Regions from separate parts of the Homo sapiens genome. Here region 1 is linked to region 2. A link is a loop called in an ENCODE intact Hi-C map of the cell type or tissue named here. Cell type or tissue: OCI-LY7. All regions are shown on one strand. Each heading gives the region's core, and the rest is flanking DNA. Links, peaks and the distances in the headings are about the cores only.

What was found. Hi-C counts contacts between places; a loop is a spot of excess contacts. Peaks named below come from ENCODE experiments on the same cell type or tissue, not always from the same donor. Only the 100,000 strongest peaks of a DNase experiment are listed, where the experiment ranks them.
Region 1: a loop joins it to region 2, with 4 times the contacts of the local background. A loop is called at or near these places in 5 of 110 quality-filtered maps.

Annotation. Positions count from the first base shown.
Region 1 is chr5:136,796,725-136,807,093 of GRCh38, reverse strand. No RefSeq gene overlaps it. Among named protein-coding and RNA genes, the nearest start is that of CTB-1I21.1, 67 kb to the right of the region's middle. In OCI-LY7, for the core only: CTCF peaks have their summits at 4,318 and 4,519 (motif pointing left); a DNase peak (open chromatin) is centred at 4,513.
Region 2 is chr5:137,737,821-137,747,418 of GRCh38, reverse strand. HNRNPA0 (heterogeneous nuclear ribonucleoprotein A0) reads left to right here. Exons shown (of 1, transcript NM_006805.4): 1 at 1-1,768. Among named protein-coding and RNA genes, the nearest start is that of KLHL3, 6.5 kb to the right of the region's middle. In OCI-LY7, for the core only: CTCF peaks have their summits at 3,983 and 4,187 (motif pointing right); a DNase peak (open chromatin) is centred at 4,218.

The DNA of each region.
Region 1 (10,369 bases), core at 2,317-6,316, 940 kb after region 2:
CATTCCTCTAATTATTAAACATACTTTAAAGTTTGCTGTTTCTATCACTAAATTGAATTTTTCTGCCACTTCTGATCTTTAATGCCTCCAATATAGATTTAATTCTGTACTTTTGGTTTACAGAAAATCTACATTTTATTTTTTCTTCCATCTTATTATGTTATCTGTTCAGTTTAGGTTTTCCTAGAAACTTTTGAAACCGCATTAAAGTATTTTAACTGCATTTTAACCTTGTGGAGTTCTCTTTCTGTTCCAGAGAGGTCACACCTCATAGCATCTTCTTAAATATAAAAACAATTTTCTAAACTCTTTTTCTGATCTCTGTAGTAAATTGTCTTCAAAGATTTGCTATTCCTCTGCATCTTCGCAATAAAATAGCCTTTCACCAATCCTGTAGAATATTCTAATGGATCCCATAATGTTTTTTCTCTCATGTGCTTGAATAAATGTGCTTTATGCAGAGTCAAAGTTTGCTATGTGTTATTAATCACTGAGGCCTTTGAATTCTGGTAAACACTTTTCTCGTATTTTATAGCCAAAGAGCAAAATGGTACACACAGTTCCTAGCCCAATTTCTTGTTTCCACTGGGGACTCAACCTGTGTGGAAAAAAATGCTGAGTGCTATGTGCATGTAGCCCCCACCCCCACCTCATCCCCACAGACATACTCATAGAACATGCCCCCCTCCCCCCCTCCCCTATATGTCTTGTTTAGTTGTTTTCTCAGGGGTTATGTCTATGGGTAAGGTAAAATTTACTGAAAAAAAGTGTGTATTGAGAGTGCACTAAAGGAGTAAGAAGCAATATTTTTTCTGCCAAAAAGAGTGACATCCATGTAGTTGAGAGCCATTGCTCCATTTTCTTGGATATGTTTCTCAACCAGATAGATAGACATGTATCAACCAGATACATGTCTCTAATTTACACAACATAGATACCATCAATTTCTAATGCACTGGATAGTTATGCTTAATTATTTTTTACATCATTTCCCACTAATGTGTTTAGGGAAAGTGATTACTGGAGATGTGATTGAAGTACTAGAAATCCATTTGGGAGACAGATGGTTCATCTCAACCCAAGAGCTCAATCCATCAGTAGGAAAATACAGTCATGCCCCAGGTGGGATAATAGATGTGTGAGATGCCATATTTGTGTGTGTGCACACACGTGCAGGCATGTGTTTTTATAGGCTATTGGTTATGACTCTGTGTGGATATAGGGCCTGTGTAAAGAGTTTAAGACTCATTAAAATAGTATACACTCTGTAGTGACAAGCTTTATAGATCTCTGAATGTATAATGTTCCCTTTAGTGACTTTCTACATTTTGAGATGTAATGATCATGCAGAGTTTATTACCATCTAAACGAATATGGCGAGTTGGTAGAACTTTGCAATTGTCTTTCACCACTGCTAATATCTGCCACTGGGGGCAGAAATAGAAGTTGTAGGAAGAGGAATAAATGCCTAAACTCACTTCTCTCTCTCCTCCCTAATTCACTCCTGTTCTCTCCCATCTCTCTTCCCTACAATGTGGCAAAACTGTTCTCAAGGATTCTTGCTTCCTTCTCCACTTTAATCTTTCTGCTTTCTTCTGTTAAATACTCAGAGCAGGTTTCCCTTCTTACCCTTTGGGAAATCTTCCTCCCTTTACTTAAATTCCATCTCTTTTTAAAAAAAAACCTGTGCTGGCATTGGACCAAATTCTAACCTCAGATATCCTCTCCCCTTCTGCCCAAACCAAATAATCCAGAAGAAGATAGAAGTAAAAGTAAGCACAAACATCTTTGTAAGTATGAATTGTAAAGTTATGAATAATGATATCTCAGAACCTCCATAAAATTTTAGAATGGTGTATATGGCATGCTGCCAGATTACTGACATGAAAAACCTCTTTATCTACCAAAATGTAAATAATAATAGTTTATTGAGGGTCTATTATGTGCCAAGTGTAAGCTTAGGTTTGGAATTCGATGATGAATTAGATATGATCTCTTTCGTGTAGGAGCTCTCTGTACAGAGGTACTGATAGGCACTCAAAATAAGAAATAGCAACATAATGTAGTCCTAAGATCACTCATGGGAGTACCAATAGAGGAGTCATGTGATGGTTAATTTTAGGTGTCAACTTGACTGAATTAAGGGATACTCAGATAGCTGGTAAAGCATTATTTCTGTGTATGTCTGTGAGGGTGTTTCTGAGAGAGGTTGACATTTGAATCAGTAGACTGAGTAAGAAAGATCTGCCCTCACCAAGTGTGAGCAGGCACCATCCAATCCATTAAGGGACCAGATAGAACAAAAAGGCAGAGGAAAACTGAATTTGTTCTCTCTTCTTGAGCTGGGACACTCATCTTCTGCCCTTGGATATCAGAACTCAAGATTATCTCACCTTTGAACTCTGCAACTTGCACAAATCCCTCCCCCAACCAAGGCCTTTGGCCTTGAACTGAGAGTTACACATTCAGCTCTCCCAGTTCTTCGGCCTTCAGACTTGGACTGAGCCAGGCTGCTGGCTTCCCTGATTTTCCAGCTTGCAGATCAAAAACTGTGGGACTGCTTAGCCTCCAAAATTATGTAAGCCAATTCCCATAATAAATACCCATAGATAGATAGATAGATAGATAGATAGATAGATAGATAGATAGATATAAATTTTTGAGACATGGTCTGGCTCTGTTGCCTAGGCTGGAGTGCAGTGGTGCCATCTTGGCTTACTGTAACCTCCACAGGATCAGGTTCAAGTGATCCTCCCACCTCAGCCTCCCAAGTAGCTGGGACTATGGGCACATGCCACCATGCCTGCCTAATTTTTGCATGTTTTTGTAAATATGGGGTTTTGCCATGTTGCCCATGCTGGTCTCAAACTCCTGAGCTCAAGTGATCCAACCCACCTCGGCCTCCTAAACTGCTGGAATTACAGAGTGAGCCATGGCATCTGGCCCCCTCTCACATATTGATATCTATTATCTGTATCTGTGTGTGTGCATGTGTGTGTGCGTGTGTGTGTGTGTGTGTGTGTCCTATTGGTTCTGTTTCTTTGGAGAACCTTGACTGATACAAGTGATTATATCTGGAGATTTGGGAAAAAATATCCTAGAAAGGTGACCTGCTAGCTGGGTTTTAAAGAGTGAGAGGGATTGGTAGGTTGAGTAAAATAATGAATAAACTCTTATGCAGAAAAAAGAGTAGGTATAAAACTTTGGTGATATTAAAGAGCAGAGCACATTTGGGGGAAGGCATCTTAGTTCATTTTGTGCTGCTATAGCAGAATATTTGAGACTGGATATTTTATAAATGACAGAAGTATATTTCTTACAATTCTAGAGACTAGGAAGTCCAAGATCATGCCATTGGCAGGTTCAGTCTCTGGTTCCAAGATGGTATTAGGTTGCTGCAAAAGTGATTGCAGTTTTTGCCATTGGAAGAAAGGACAAAAACCACAATTACTTTTGCACCAAACTCATACCTTGTTGCCGTGTCTGCTGAAGGGGAGGAACATTGCGTTCTCACATAGCAGAAGATCAAAAGAGAGTGAATTTACTTCTTTAAGAGCTTCTTATGGTGGCATTAATTATTCATGAGGGCTCTGCCCTCATATCTAAACACCACCAATTAGGTCCCACCTCCCAACACTGTTGCATTGGGGATTAATTTTCCTACATGTGAATTTGTGGGGACATATTCAGACCACAGCAGAAGGCAAGAAGTTCAGTGTGACTGGAGCACAGTATTACGAGGGGATGCAGGAAGCATGGCATAATATGAAGCTGGAAAGTGGGTAGAAGCTTCATTTTGAAGGTAGTATAAGGTATGTGAAGGCTTTTATCTTCTAGAGGGTGGTGAACCACTGGTGAGCTTTGAGAAGGGATGTGAAAGGATCCAACTTTTACCTTAGAAAGTTCATACAGAATGTAGTATGCAGAGTGAGGGTGAGTTGGGTATGGAGATGTGACAATGGGGGAAGGAACCCTGATCAGAACACTATGGCCATGGTCCAGACAAGAAAGAAGCTCAGATCACAACAAGGGATAGATGACTTCAGAGAACACAAACATTCTCCTTTCAGCTAAAACTATAATATATCAACATCATCCAAAGAACAAAATGTAAAAATGTTGAGAAGTTGTTTCTAATCTTTTCTGATAGGCTCAACTCTATTAAACTCTAAAAGGAAATTTTGCATTTCGCTCTATTTCCCCATTTGCATTTTATTGTTGTCTGCAGTAGTGAGAACTATACTAGAAAATATCTGCAGTGGTTTCCACCTAAAACAGCTTAACATCTTACTTTATTATGGCTCCCTTTTCATTTTGAAACAAGTTGGTCTGTGTGGATAAATCCGCCAAATAGAGAACCCCAGTGAGTCCCACTGGAAAACAGTTCTCTATGCCAGACACCAGTTTAATATTCCTTCAGTGGAAGGTGTCTCTCTGAGGGAAACCATATAAAAAATTGTTAGCCTCCTCTTGAGACCATTTCTGTTTTGTTTCTGAAACAAATTATGGGCCAGCAGTGCCCTCACCTGGCATCTTGAAATTATAGAGTGACATTCCTATTTTCAAGCACGGAGGAGGATTTTTACAGAAATAAGCCATTGGTAATATTAGTTCTCTCTCCTTGAAGACCCAAACTAATGAGTTACTTGGGGCCACAAGTTGTGGCTGAAATGGGGATCAAGAAGAAGCCTATTTTTCCATGGTCAATGTTAAGGAAGCAATTGAAGTATTCAGCAAAACAAACAAACAAACCTGAATTTGTTGTCTGAAGCTGAGTTCAAATGTCAGCATTGCTTCTCACCTACGCTGTGACCCTGGCAGGTCATTTTCCTTTTGCTCACCTTATGGAACCCTTGTAAGCATTAGATGCAAGAATGTATCTAAAAGCATCTGTAAATGGCAAATGTTCAATTTATGTCATATAAAAACCTGAAATTTCCCTAAAGGACTGTAATCGATACAAATTTTCTAGCAAGAAAAAAGAATCTGCTAGCAAATACCAAGAACTATAAATGTGTATGGGCCTTTCAAGCCAGTAACTACACTTTTAGAACTTATCATAGGAAAATTAAGTGAAATGTATAAAATGTTGTTTGCACAAAAGATGTTCATTATGGTGATATGTATAATAAAGTTTGGAAGTAATCTCAATGTGAATATCCAAGAAACTAGGGAAATGGTTAAATTGACTTGCTATATCTATGCCACATGTTGATGCTGCCATTTAAAAACAAAGTTTCAAGAAAATTTTAATTATATAAAAATACGATGTTAGAAGAATGGGCTGTATATTATATCAACTATAAGAGATGTAAATAAAAACAAATAGAAAAAGTATTTGAAATAAAAAATTAGATGATATCAGGTAATGGTAAGGATATGGGGAAAATGGGTACTTTCACATATTTCTAATAGAAGTGAAAATTTGAAACACGTTGGACAGCCTTTTAAATTTGTTAAAGTAAAAAAATATATAAATGCCTATGATATAAAAAGTTCCATCTGAGCACAAAAATGTGCATAAAGATATTCACCAACATCTTGTTATAACAGTGAAAAATTGGAAACAACTTGCTTGTCCACCCATATTGAAATGATTAAATGAATTACGATATGTGTGTTTGGACAGATCAGGTGATTCTGTGGGAGCAAACAACATCCAAGTCACGATGCCTTAAAAAAAGCAATAAAAAATTTCTCACACTGTAGTGTGAGTAAAAGTAACTCAACACATTTCAGCTGGGGCTCAGCTCCATCATCCTTAAGATGCAGACAGAACTGCACTGTCCCACATGGTAGCTACTAGCCACATGGAGCTATTGAGCCCTTGAAATGTGTCTAGTCTGAATTGATAAACACTGTAAGTGTAAGTTATATACCGGATTTTAAAGGCTGAGTATAAAAGTGTAAAATATTTATTTAATAGTTTTTCGTGTTGATTGCATGTTGAAATGATAATAGTTTGGGTATACTGGGTAAATGAAATACATTATTAAAATTAATTTTGCCTGTGTTTAACTTTTTTTAAATGTGACTTACGGAATATTTAAAATTAGATAACAGCTTAGATTATATTTTTTACTAGGCAGTGCTGGTCGAGAACACCACTAGTCTCAACAGCAAGTGAAAAGAGAAAGATGAAGCATGTGTCAGCTCTTAAAGCTTTTGCCTGGGAGTGACATATGGGACATGGGTTTATATCTCCTTGACCAAAGGCAATCATACTGGCAACCTGAGTTTAGTAGAGTGGGATGCTCCCATCCTACTATGTGCCCAGAGAGAGAGAGAGAGAGAGAGAGAGAGAGAGAGAGAGAGAGAACTAGGACATTGGAGAACAGCCCTCCTATCAACCACACTGTGGAATGCCACACAGGGGATTAAAATAATGTCAGGTCTCTACATGCTGATGTGAAAAGAGTCCAAGACAAATTGTTGAGTAAAAAAGCAAGTTCTTTAACAATACGTATTGTATCACACTGTTTACAAAACACATGCCCACACAGGCAGAACAAAATTGCACCTATTATGAGGACATATATTATACAGGTAACAAACTAGGAAAATGTCTGGAAGACATACACTAAACGTAAAACAATGCTTACCTCTTTGTAGGGGAGAGGTTGCTTTATCTTTAATGTTCGAATATCATACAATGAAAGCAAAGTGTGTTTGGGCAGTTTGGGCTGGATATCTTCTGTTTGCCCCTCTAGTTGGACTCTTTACACTCCCTGACCCTGTCCTATGCCCAGGGGTGTAGGCTGCATAAATGGGCTGCAGCCTTGATTGCTGGTTTCTGATGTATTTGGCCAGAGGAAGCCACTGGTAGGGAAGGGGAAGAGTGAGGCTGAGGCATGTATTCTCCTCCCAGTGATGTTGCACTACCTCCTCTTGCTGTCAGGAGGTGGTCCCTACACAGTTCTCTCTGTTTTGGGTTCTGACCATTGTCTTCTCCCACTCAAGCTCCAGGTGGCAATGTCATCCCCACTAATACCAAACCCTAGGTGCTGCACTATCTCTTGTGGTTTCCTTATATTCCATCCACTCTCTTATAAATAGTAAGTTTACTAAATTCTCTTCAAGTTACTCAACTTAAGTATATCCTGTACTTTTGCTGGGACTGTGAGTAATACATTTCAAAATGAAGAAAAAAATCATAGAAGAAAAAAAAACCTTGACCAAATTATGACCAAAAATGACAAAATTCTTTGCCTCACCATTTCTGGCATTAGGATTATCCGTATTTTCTGTGCTGTTGTACTTCTTTGTCATTACTAACTATCTCTATAATAAATATTACCTTTACAGTTCATTTAAAAAGGAAGTCTAAAAGGAAAAAAAACCAAGTAAATGAAGTTACCCTAAAATTGAATTTGAGGTCCTAATAATAAATTATTTGCTTAAGCCAGTGTCCAGAATAGTTTTTCCTGGGTTTTCTTCTAGGAATTTATAGTTTGAGGTTTTAAGTTTAAGTCTTTAATCCATCTGCATATGGCAGATGGTACCTCACCATGTTTTAGTTTGTATTTCTCTGATAATTTAGTGATGCTGAGCATTTTTTCATGTGTTTTGGCCACATGTATGTCTTCAAGTGTCTGCTCATGTGTTTTGTCCACTGTTTAATGGGGTTATCTGTTTTTTTCTTGTTGATTTAAGTTTCTTATAGATCCATATGGCAGATGGATTAAATAGTCATCTGCATATGGCTAGCCGGTTTTTTCAACATCATTCATTGAATAGGGAGTCCTTTTCAATGCTTATTTTGGTCGACTTTGTCAAAGATCAGTTAGTTGTAGGTGTGTAGCTTTATTTATGGTTCTCTATTCTGTTCCATTAATCTCAGTGTCTATTTCTGTACCAGCAGTTTGGGTTACTATGGCCTTGTAGTATAGTTTGAAGTTGGGTAATGTGATGTCTCTGGCTTTTTTTCTTTTTGCTGAGGATTTCTTTGGCTACTCATGGTTCCATATGAATTTTAGAATTCATTTTTTATAATTCTGTGAAGGTTGACCTTGGTAATTTGATAGGAATTGCATTGAATCTGTATATTGTTTTGGGCAATATAGACATCTTAATGATATTGATTCTTGTAATCCATGAGCATGGAATATTTTTTCCATTTGTTTGTTTGATCTCCGACTTCTTTAAGGAGTGTTTTGTAGTTCTCCTTGTAAAGATCTTTCACCTCCTTAGTAGATGTATTCCTAGGTTGTTTTTTTTTGTGGCTTTTGTAAATGGAATTGAGTTCTTGATTTGGTTCTCAGCTTGAACATTACTGGTGTATAGAAATGCTACTAATTTTGTACATTGATTTTATATCCTGAAACTTTATTCAAGTCATTTATCTGGTCTAGGAGTCTTTTGGAGGAATCTTTAGGGTTTTCTAGGTAAAGTATCATATCATCAGCAAACAGATTATTTGACTTCATTTTTTTCCTATTTGGAGGTCTTCTATTTGTTTCCTTTTCCTGATTGCCCTGGTTAGGACTTCCACTGCTATGTTGAATAGAAGTGGTGAGAGTGGACATCCTTGTCTTGTTCCCGTTCTTTGGGAGAATGCTTCCAGTTTTTGCCCATTTGGTATGACGTTGGCTGTGTATTTGTCATAGATGGCTCTCATTATTTTGAGGCCTCAAAAGCAAACACAACAGAAACAAAAATTGACAATTGGGACTAATTAAACTAAAGGACTTCTGCACGGCAAAAGAAACTATCAACAGAGTAAGCAGACAGTCTACAGAATGGAAGAAAATATTTGGAAATTATGCATCCAAGAAAGGACTAATTTACAGAATCTATAAGAAACTTAAATCAACAAGAAAAAAACAAATAACCCCATTAAAAAGTGGACAAAACACATGAGCAGACACATGAAGACATATATGTGGCCAAAAAATATGAAAAAATGCTCAGCATCACTAAATTATCAGAGAGATACAAATTAAAACACGATGAGGTACCATCTTACACCAGCCAGAATGGATATTATTAAAAAGTAAAAAAACAAAAACAGACATTAGCAAGTATGTGGAGAAAAGGGAATGCTTATATACTGTTTGTAGTTTAGCCCCTGTGGAAAGCAGTATGGAGATTTATCAAATAACTGAAAATGACATTTAACTCAGCAATCCCACCACTGGTTATGTGCCCAAAGGAAAAGAAACCATTCTACCAAAAAAGACGTCTGCACTCAAATGTTTATCACAGCACTATTCATAGTAGCATAGTCATAGAATCAACATAGGTGACTATCAATGGTGGAATGGATAAAGAAAATGTGGTACATATACACCATGGAATACTATGCAGCCATAAAAAAGAATGAAATCATGTCCCTTGCATAAACAATGGATGCAGCTAGAAGCCATTATCCTAAGTGAAATAACTCAGAAACAGAAAATCAAATACTGCATGTTTTAACTTATAAGTGGGAGCTAAAAAATGGGCACATATGGACATAAACACGGAAATAATTGACACTGGGAACTATGGGGAGAGACAGGGGAGGACAGGAGCAAGGGCAGAAAAGCTACCTATTGGGTACTGTGTTCACTATTTAGGTGACTGGTTCAGTAGAAGCCCAAACTCCAGTGTCATACAATGCATCCATGTAACAAAGCTGCACCTGTACTGCCTGACTCTACCCTCTGCTTGTGACCTTACAACCCACTGCTAACAGCACCACTGCTTTGCTCTCATTGTGGCAGGGCAGCTACCTGACTTGTGAGTGGACTCTGATACACCATCCCACAAGGACAGGCTGAGGAGTCCCAGTATGAGAGATGTCAGGGACTACTTCCCAAGGCACACTGAGCCAAAATACACCTGCCAAGTCCCTCCGCTGAGATAGTTTGCAGGTAGATTAGATTTTTCAAGAACTAGAACCACAAAAATTACCTTTATTGGCCTATGTGAGGCAAGGGTTCTTCCCACCCGCTAGTAACATTTGTTTAATTTCTTCATTCACTTACCTTACTGAGTCATGCACGGCAAATGTCTGCCAGAGCGCACATGGTGATTTCCACATGCAATAAGACAAAGAAGTAAGGCAAGCCAGGGATAGGCATTGCTCCTTTCTTTAATTCTGTGTGTTCCATTCCTTAATTATAGCATCCGTAGTACATAAGGCTGGCAGGGGCCAGGAGAAGAAAGCCAGCATACCAAGGAGGGCAAAGTGACTGAATTAATTAATCCATCCCCAAATAAATGTTCTCTTATCGTAGTGGTTCTCTACCAGTGGCAATTTTTCCCCTCAAGAGGGTATATGGCAATGTCTGGAGACATTATTTGTTGTCTCAACTAGGGGAGGGGCTTCAGCTGGCATCTAGTGCATAGAGGTCAGAGATGTTGTTAACCATCTTTTTTTTTTTTT
Region 2 (9,598 bases), core at 2,260-6,259:
GCACATTGAAGCATTGTGTCTTGCGCATATAGCTTTACAAAATGGCCATTGTGCTGGATATTCTTTTTGCCCTTCCTGATCTATTTTCCATCTTTATCTCTCTTGTTCTGTGTTCCTGGGAGGCTGACAAATAAAGAACTGCATACTCTCTTTTCTGGCTTTATTCATGGTGGGTTTGGACAGTGATAGAAAAGTGAGGCTGAAATATTTGCTCCTTCTCTTTCTCATATACTTAGCAAGAGATTGTGAGTGGCCACAGCTCTGCTCCAGTGGCCCTCTTATAGCTCTAGGTCTTTTCTGGCTTCTCGTAACTGTCTCCTATTGCTAGATTCTCTAGTCCCAAGAAGGTTCAAACCTTGTTGATTTGCCTTAACTGTGCCCATACCCTTGTAAATAGTTCCTTTTATTAAAACTCTTCAATAACTGAATATACTGTGGTCATCTCTTCAGTGAAATTAAAAAAAAAAACTTCTTTCACATTTTCTTATGACTTGATCTTCCCACACCACCAAACGTGAAGATCTAGCTATTTGCACTAGGTTACTATCCCTAAATTCAGTGCCTCCCTGTTTCTTAGTATGTCAAGTTAAAATTTGTTACTCTTCTGCTGGGTGATTGTGCTGGAAATACAGAAGAAAAAGACAAAAATCCCTGCCCTCAAAGAGCTTATATTTTACTGGGGAGAGACAGGCAATAAGACATAATCAATTATATGGTATGTTAGAAGATGAGAAGTATAGAAAAAATTAGGGTGAGGAATGGCGATTGTTGCAAGGGATGTTTGTGAGGATAGCATACTTTAAAATAGGTGGTATGGGTAGGTCTCTCAGAAAGTGACATTTGAGCAAAGACTTGAAGGAAATGTGGGAGTGAGCAATATAGGTATGGGAAGAGCATTCTAGGTAGAGGATTAGGAAGAGCAAAAGCCCTGAAGCAGGACTGTGTCTGGCCTCTGAAGAAATGCAAATTGTTCAGGGTTGTTGGACCTGAAGGAAGAGGAGGAAAGGAATAATGAGGCCAGAGGGGCCAGATCATGTAGGGATTTGTAGGTTGTTGTAAGGATTTTGGTTTTCACTAAATGAATGGTGAACCATTTCAGTTTTGAGCAGAGGAGTTCCATGATCTGATTTGAATTTTAAAAGATGTGTTTCCCAAAATTCCTATTCCTTTCATACAGCTGCTTTCAATGAAGGTTTATAAGGAAAGCAATCAGAACTACTTGGATAAGGTATAAGTGATCCACAATCTTTTCAACTCTACCATAGGTATCTACATATATATGTTGAGAGATGCTGCTTTTTGGCCAAAATGAATCTTGAATTGGGGGTGTGCAGAAAAAGTTATATCTGGCCTGAGGCTGGTATCTTTTAGAGTGGCCTACTTGCATGGTTGGCCCTTATCTGAACACGTGGATTTAGGGGTATTCTCACTGTTCACTAATAAAGGTGGTTCACTGTACCTAGACTGTTCAAACAAGATGATTTATGCTAAACACCTGCTTTCCTTCTGGGAGTATGGAATTTTGGTACATGCCAGGTAAAGGATGTCTATATGACCAAACTCCCAATGAAAACCTTGCATACTGAGTCCCTAGGCAGAAACATCCCTCGTATAAAAATGTGCTCTGTGTGAATCTTCATGGGAGGGAGAGATCCTAAAGAAGCCTGCACATGGATTCCTCCAGATTCTGCTTATGTCTTTTTCCTGTATGATCCAACTGTGTACACTTACTGTGTCACTGTAATAAACTTTAGCCATGAGTACGATACTTAGCAGTGCTGAGTTTTGTGAACCCTTCTATCAAATCTCAATATGGGCTTGGTCCGGGGGATCCCTGACACAGGCAGATTTTTTTTTTTTTTTTCAAAGAGTCACCAAGTTAATTGGAAAACATCAGGTTATGGATAGAAGGAGCAGTTGGGCAACCTGTCACAGAAGTCAGCCAGCTCTGTCTAGTGGAGAGCTCTTCTGAGCTGTTTCTGCTTTGTTAATTCCTTTTCTTTCTCCAAAAGCTTCCCTCCATTTGGTTTTGTCACACTTTATACATTTGTAACAAACTGCTGACCGGAATTTGTCCATCAGGTTATGAAAAATGGCAAATGAGGAGAGTAAAATTATGGATTTATTTATTAAGAACTATTAAAGTATTCATATGCTCTGGGACACCATTACTAGGAATTTAACCTTAACAGAACAGTTTATTGAAAAATTTATTGAAAGGAAAACAGTCTTTGCATAAAAATTATGACGTAGCAAAAAATTGGAAACTAAATGTCAAATATTAGGGAAATGTTAACTGTGGTCTGTCAAAAGGTGAAATATTAACTCAGTGTTATCAGGTGAATGAATTAACAAGATGTGGTATATACATACAATGGAATATTCAGCCATAAGAAAGAATAAATTTCTGGTATATGCTACAAGATGAATGAAAACATGCCAAGTGAAATAAGCCTGCACAAAAGGACATACTATGATTGCACTTAAATGAGGTACCCAGAGTAGGCAAATTCAGAGAGATAGAAATGGGAAATTACTGTTTAAGGGATACAGAATTTCTTTTCAGATGTTGAGAAAGTTCTGAAAATGGATAGTGGTGATTGTTATACAACATTATGAATGTACTTAATGCTGATGAATCGTATATTTAAAAATGGTTAAAATGGCTTTTTTTCTTTTTTTTGGAGGCCGGGTCTTACTCTGGTGCCCAGGCTGGAGTGCAGTGGCATGATCATAGCTCACTGGAGCTTCGAACTGTGGGCTCAAGTGATCCTCCCACCTCAGCCTCCCCCGTAGCTAGAACTGACTACAGGCACGCGCCACCACAGCTAGCTAATTTAAAAAATCTTTTTGTAGAGATGGAGTCTTGCTATATTGCCCAGGCTAGTATTGAACTCCTGGGCTCAAGTGATCCTCCCACCTCAGCCTACCAAAATCCTGGGATTACAAGTGTGAGCCACCACACCTGGCCTAAAATGGCAAATTTAATGTATATTTTACCACAATAGAAATTGTAATGAAAAAATATATTATTTAACATAATAAATATGTAAGTATATTAAAGTAGTGGGATGAAAAAATTGTATCTTTTAAATATTTTTTTAAAGACAAGGGCTTGCCCTGTTGCCCAGGCTGTAGCACAGTGGTGGTGCAATCATGGCTCACTGCAGCCTCAAACTCCTGGGCTCAGGTGATCCCTCTGCCCATGCCTTCCAAGTAGCTAGGACTACAGGTGCACACCACTATGCCTGGTTAAGTTTTAAAATTTTTTTTGTAGAGATGAGGTCTTACCATGTTCCCCAGGCTGGTCTCAAAACTACTGTGCTCAAGCGGTCCTCTCTCCTTGTCCTCCCAAAGTGCTGGGATTACAGGTGTGAGCCACCATGCCCGGCCAAAAAAATTTTTTAAATGAAATCATGGGACGTTGAAATTACCTATTTGCAAATATTTACAATTATGAATACCTTTTAAAAACTCCATAGAATTATTAAGTTCTCAATTTATTTCTATTCTCATGTCATCCACCCTCTCCCCAACTGGAAGTTGCCTCTTCTCCCACCAAGTTTCCATGATACCCTTTCTGTACTTGACTCTCATACTTTTTACCATTGTATATGCCTATGTCTAATTTTCTCAAACAGCTTGTGTGCTCTTTGGAATTATATTAATATAGGATTTATGTTGTCAGTCTCTGGTACAGCCTGCATAGTAGATATTCAGTGAGACTTAGTTGACTGAATCATAAGCATGCTATTTTACGAAGGTAGAGATTTACCAAAATGTTTGAGCATACGTGCCCATGGGTTTTATATCACTTCAAGTGTGTGCCTGCCTCAATTCTCTGTACTTGCTAGATGTGCAGACCTGATCTCACCCACATACACATCACTGTATTCTTGACTTTAGGGCTTTGCATCATTCATTTATATTTTACCTTTTTATGTAAAACAGCCCAATTTTCTTTGGATCCCGAAAGGAAAGAACTGCAGGCGTGAGGCAGGGGCAGCAGATAGAGGAGAGGATCATTGCAGTCAATTTAAAGTTGCATATGCCTATTGGAAAGTTGTAAGTAAGAAATAATGTTCATTCCTGAATAGAATGTCTGTGAAGGAAGCATATATTTTTTTCCTTCTTAAGCCCCAGTTGTAGTAATTAGGTTTTACTTTTGTTATGAAGAGATGTATACTTTTGCCAGCAGAGGGCACCAGTTGTAGGTTGCAGATTCATGGGAAGACTCAGAGACCAGTGTGCTGGTCTGTGTGAAGCACTCTGCTTGTTGCTTTAGTTGGTCTGCCCCCCACCCACCCGCCTTTTTTTTTTTTTTTTTTTTAATTCCCTTGGGTTCCAGTGGTACTCTTCCAGCTTTCCCCAAGAGCATTCTTTGGCTAGTCCTGGTTAATAAGCTAGGTGCCCAGATGAATCCAGGTGGAAGGACTTTATTATAGTAGCTGTTTGGAAGCCTTGGATGCCAGCTTGTATGTAATATCTTTAGGGGTTCAAAGCTGTTTTTCCTCATCCAGAGGTAAGGTGAAAAAGGCATTAGGCCAGGCATCTGAGGGTCTGGTTCTGCACTGAGGTTGGCTCTCTAAGTAGTTTTGAGCCAGTTACCTTTTCTCTCTGTCTCAATTAGCTTATCTCTAAAATGGAGACAGTAAGATAGGGGTAGTACATTCTGTGTATAGCTAATAGTGGTCTCTTAGGTCAGGCAGACCTGGGTTCAAATTCCAGCTTTGCCATTTACTAACTGTGGGGCCTTGGTTCAAGTTATTTAACTCTCAGAACCTCGATTCTCTCATGTTTAAAAGAGAAATAATAGTCCTACAGGGTTGTGAGAATTAAATGACAAGGGTACATGTGAAGTGTGGAATACAGGGTCTGGCCCAGAGTAAATATTCAAGGAATGGGAGCTATTATTACCATTCAGGGGATGTTGTCTTAAGTCAAAGGAGATGATGGATATGAAGCACTTTGTAAGCTTAAAAATGCAACACAAATGGCATGAGTGATTATACTCTGGAATCTACTTGGCGTGAATTCTTTTACCTTCAGAGGAAGAGTCCTTATTCCTCTGGATAAGGTGCTGTTTTGTTTCTCTTTTGACTTTTTGGGGTCTCAAGTTCCTTTTCAGTTTCTGCCTGGCTGTCTGAGGGCACTTGGCAAGTGCTCCTGAATATGAGAGGGCATTTTGGTGATACAGGTGTGGGTGGACCTTAATTTAGCTTTGGTCTTGTCTACTCCTTGCTGACCTGTTGGTAATAGTAACCAGTGGAGATGTGAAAATAGCTCCAGGAGAGGCCCTACCCTGGTTAATTTTCTTCTTGAACCTAGGACCGAGTGCTCAGGTTCGGTAGCATTGGCACAGACAATGAAAATCATAGCTACTAATGGTTGCTGAGTGCTTATTATAGGCCAGGCTCTCAGCTAAGTGCTTTACATTCTAACCTAACAATGCTGTGAAGTAGGTACTATTGTTCTCACCTTTTTTCGAATGAGAAAAATCGAAGCTTGTAACTTGCCTAGGGTCATGTTTCTGGTAAGTACATTTGGACCTTGCCCTGTCTGATTTTAATGGTCTGGGCTCTTTTCATTGTTCAGGTGATGTTTGCATCTAGCTGTGCATTAGAGTCACCTACGAAGTTCATTAAAATTCCCGTTCCTAGTGGGTGCGATAGCTCACACCTGTCCATCCCAGCGTTTTGGGAGGCTGAGGCGGGAGCACTGCTTGAGCCCAAGGAGTTCGAGACCAGCCTGGGCAACATAGAGAGACCCCGTCTCTAAAACTAAAGGAAAAAAATTAAAAAAATTCCTGTTCCTCAGGCCCTGATTCTATGGGTGTGAGGAAGAGCCGGACCCTGTAGTGTTTTTTCATTTTTCCAGATTTATTGAGGTATAATTTGCATAAATAAACCCATTTTAAGTGTATAGTTTAATGAAATGCAGTACTTGTATACAGTTGTGTAGGTATTACCACAGTCAAGATACGGAACATTTCTATAACCCTAAAAACTTTTCTTCATGCCTATTGATCTGACACCTACCATTTTAACCAGCTGGGCAGATGGTTCTGATGCACAGCTAGGTGTGGGACCATTGTACTGTGTTATGGTGCCTGCAAATGTGAGGAACTGATGTCCTGGAGAAGGAGGGTAAAGGCAAGAAAAGAAAAAGAGCATTTACAAGGAAGAATGATTGGCTTAGCTGTCTTCAGATAAATTTAACTGGCTCCCTGTACAGAGATAGAGTATGGAAGAGAGAACTTTCTAGATAAAACCTAGCTTAAAAAAGTTTCTCCTCCCAACATGGTTTCTTCCTAAGCCACATAAGAGCTGAATGATTCTAAACAAAGTTGGTGTAGATGGCTGAATACATTGCTTTGGGGTAGAGATCTGGGGCCACTAGGGACTTTTGATAAGCTGTAGAAGAAGGCTGGGGTGTGGGAAGGACTGGGCTAAGACAGTGGTCCCTAGGTCACAGACTGGTACTGGTCCATGGCCTGTTAAGAATTGGGATGCACAGCAGGAGGTGAGCAGCCGGCAAGCGAGCATGACCACCTGACCTCTGTCTCCTGTCAGCTCAGCAGTGGCATTAGATTCTCCTAGGAGCATGAACCCTATTGTGAACTGTGTGTGCAAGGGATCTAGGTTGTGCGCTCCTTGAGAAGCTATCTAATGCCTGATGATCTGAGGTGGAACAGTTTCATCCTGAAACCATCATCCCCCCTGACCCCCCACCCCCATCCTTGGAAAAGTTGCCTTCCATGAAACTGGTCCCTGGTGCCAAAAAGGTTGGGGCCTGCTGGACTAAGACACTATTATTGCTGAGCAATCTGAGGATGGGACCTTTTTCTCCAGACAGATACCACATTGATTATTTTGACTCTCCTCTACTGCAGGACTCCAATAGCAACTGTCCTTAATCTGAAGTCCAGTCAGGAAAATTAGCATAGAGCAAACAGGTTCAGACTGTGGTCCAGAGAACATTTGGATAATAAGGTAGAAAATGTAAAATGTGTTTCTGAAACTGGAAAATATTGGGGGTAGGAACTTTGTGCCAGGAGTCTGGAGACTTTGCTTCTTGACTCAGCTCTGCCCCTGGTTTTGCTAGATAACCTTTCTTCCTTTTTTTTTTTTTTCCTAAATTTCATCTTTAATTTTAGATCGAGGGGTACATGTACAGGTTTGTTACATGGGTATCTTGCATGATGCTGAGGTTTGGGGTATGAATGATCCTGTCACCTAGGTAATGAGCATGGTACCCAATAGGTAGCTTTTCAACTACCTTTTTAGGCTTGCTCCTTGTATTAGGTGGTTATTGTGTTGTTATAAAGAAATACCTGAGGCTTGGTAATTTATAAAGAAAAGAGGTTTAATTGCCTCATGGCTCTGCAGGCTGTACAGGAAGCGTGCTGGCATCTGCTTCCGGGGAGGCCTCAGGAAGCTTACAATTGTGGTGGAAGGCAAAGGGGGAGCTGGTATATCACGTGATGAGAGCAGAGGCAAGAGAGTGAGGAGGAAGGTGCCACACACTTTTAAACAACCAGATCTCGAGTGAACTCAGAGTGAAAACTCTTTATTATGGGGACAGTGTGAAACTATTATGAGTGATCTGCCCCTATGACCCAAGCACCTCCCACTAGGCCCTATCTCCAACTCTAACACTGAGGATTACATTCCAGCATGAGATTTGGAGGCTACCAACATCCAAATCATATAACCCCTTTTCCCTCCCTCCATCCTCTAGTAGTCCCCAGTATCTATTGTTCCCATCTTCATGTCCATATGTACCCAATGTTTAGCTCCCACTTATAACTGAGAATGTGTGACATTTGGTTTTCTATTTCTGCACTAATTCACATAGGATAATGGCCTCTCGCTGCTTTCATGTTGCCACAGAGGACATGATTTTATTCTTTTTTTATGACTGTGTAGTATTCCTTGGTATATATATACCACACATTCTTTATTCAGTCCACCATTGATGGGCACCTAACTTGATTTTTTGTCTTTGCTATTTTGAATAGTGCTGCGATGAACATACAAGTGCATGTGCCTTTTTGGCAGAATGGTTTATTTTCTTTTGAGCATATACCTAGTAATGGGATTGCTGGGTCGAATGGTGGTTCTATTTTTAGTTCTTTGAGAAATCTCCAGACTGCCTTCCATAGTAGCTGAACTAATTTACATTCACCAGCAGTGTATAAGCATTCCCTTTCCTCCACAGCCTTGACAACATCTGTTATTTTTAGACTTTTTAATAATGGTCATTTTGACTGGTGTGAGATGGTATCTCATTGTGGTTTTGATTTGCATTTCTCTGGTGAGTAGTGACGATGAGCATTTTTTCATGTTTGTTGGCTGTTTGTATGTCTTCTTTTGAGAAACGTCTGTTCATGTCCATTGCCCACTTTTAAAAATGGGTTTACATGTTTTTTGCTTGTTGAATTAAATTCCTTATAGATTCTGCATATTAGACCTTTGTCAGATGCAGTTTATGAATATTTTCTCCTATTCCGTACATTGTCTGTTTACTCTGTTGATAGTTTCTTTTGCTATACGAAGCTCTTTAGTTTAATTAGGTCTTACTTGTCAATTTTTGCTTTTGCTGCATTGCTAGAAGGGTATTTCCTAGGTTTTTTTCCTTTTTTAAATAGTTTTAGGTCTTACATTTAATTGTTTACTCCATCTTGGGTTTATTTTATTTTATTTTTTGAGACAGAGTCTTGCTCTGTCACCCAGGCTGGAGTGCAGTGGTGCAGTCTTGGCTCACTATAACCTCTGCCTCCCAGGTTCAAGTGATCCTCCTGCCTCGGGCTCCCAAGTAGCTGAGACTACAGGCACATGCCACCACACCTGGCTAATTGTAGTATTTTTAGTAAAGATGGGGTTTTACCAGGTTGGCCAGGCTGGTCTCAAACTCTTGACCTCAGGTGATCTGCCCGCCTTGGCCTCCCAAAGTGTTGGGATTACAGGTATGAGCCACTGTGCCTGAGTTAATTTTTATATATGGTGATAGGGTCCAGTTTCTTCTGCATATGGATAGCCAGTTATCCCAGCATCATTTATTGAAGTCCTTTCCCCATTGCTTATTTTTGTTGACTTTGTCGAAAATCAGTTGGTTGTAGGTGAACAGCTTTATTTCTGGGTTCTCTTTTCTGTTCCATTGGTCTATGTGTCTGTTTTTGTACCAATACCATACTGTTTTGGTTACTGTAGCCTTGTAGTATAGTTTGAAGTCAGTTAATGTGGTGCCTCCAGTTTTGTTCTTTTTGCTTAAGATGACCTTTCTTTTCTAAATGGCCTCTTCTGAGTGTTCTCTATTCTGTCTACCTCCTGTGAATCATGAGTGGTGAATAAAGTATGAAGGTGTAGTCGTATGGTTTTGCAGGGAAATTTAGCAGGGTTTTATACTGGCTCTTAATAGTTATATTTTGAAACTTGAATACATACAACCCTTACATATTTCCTTTTCTGATCTTTTTTCTTTGTCTGGTTTGTTAGATGTGGCATTTCCACACCTTCCTGTATGGCGAATATGTAAACGTGGGTATGTGCAAAGGAGGAGTCATCTCTTTCTTATGTCCCTTTTATGAATCACCCAG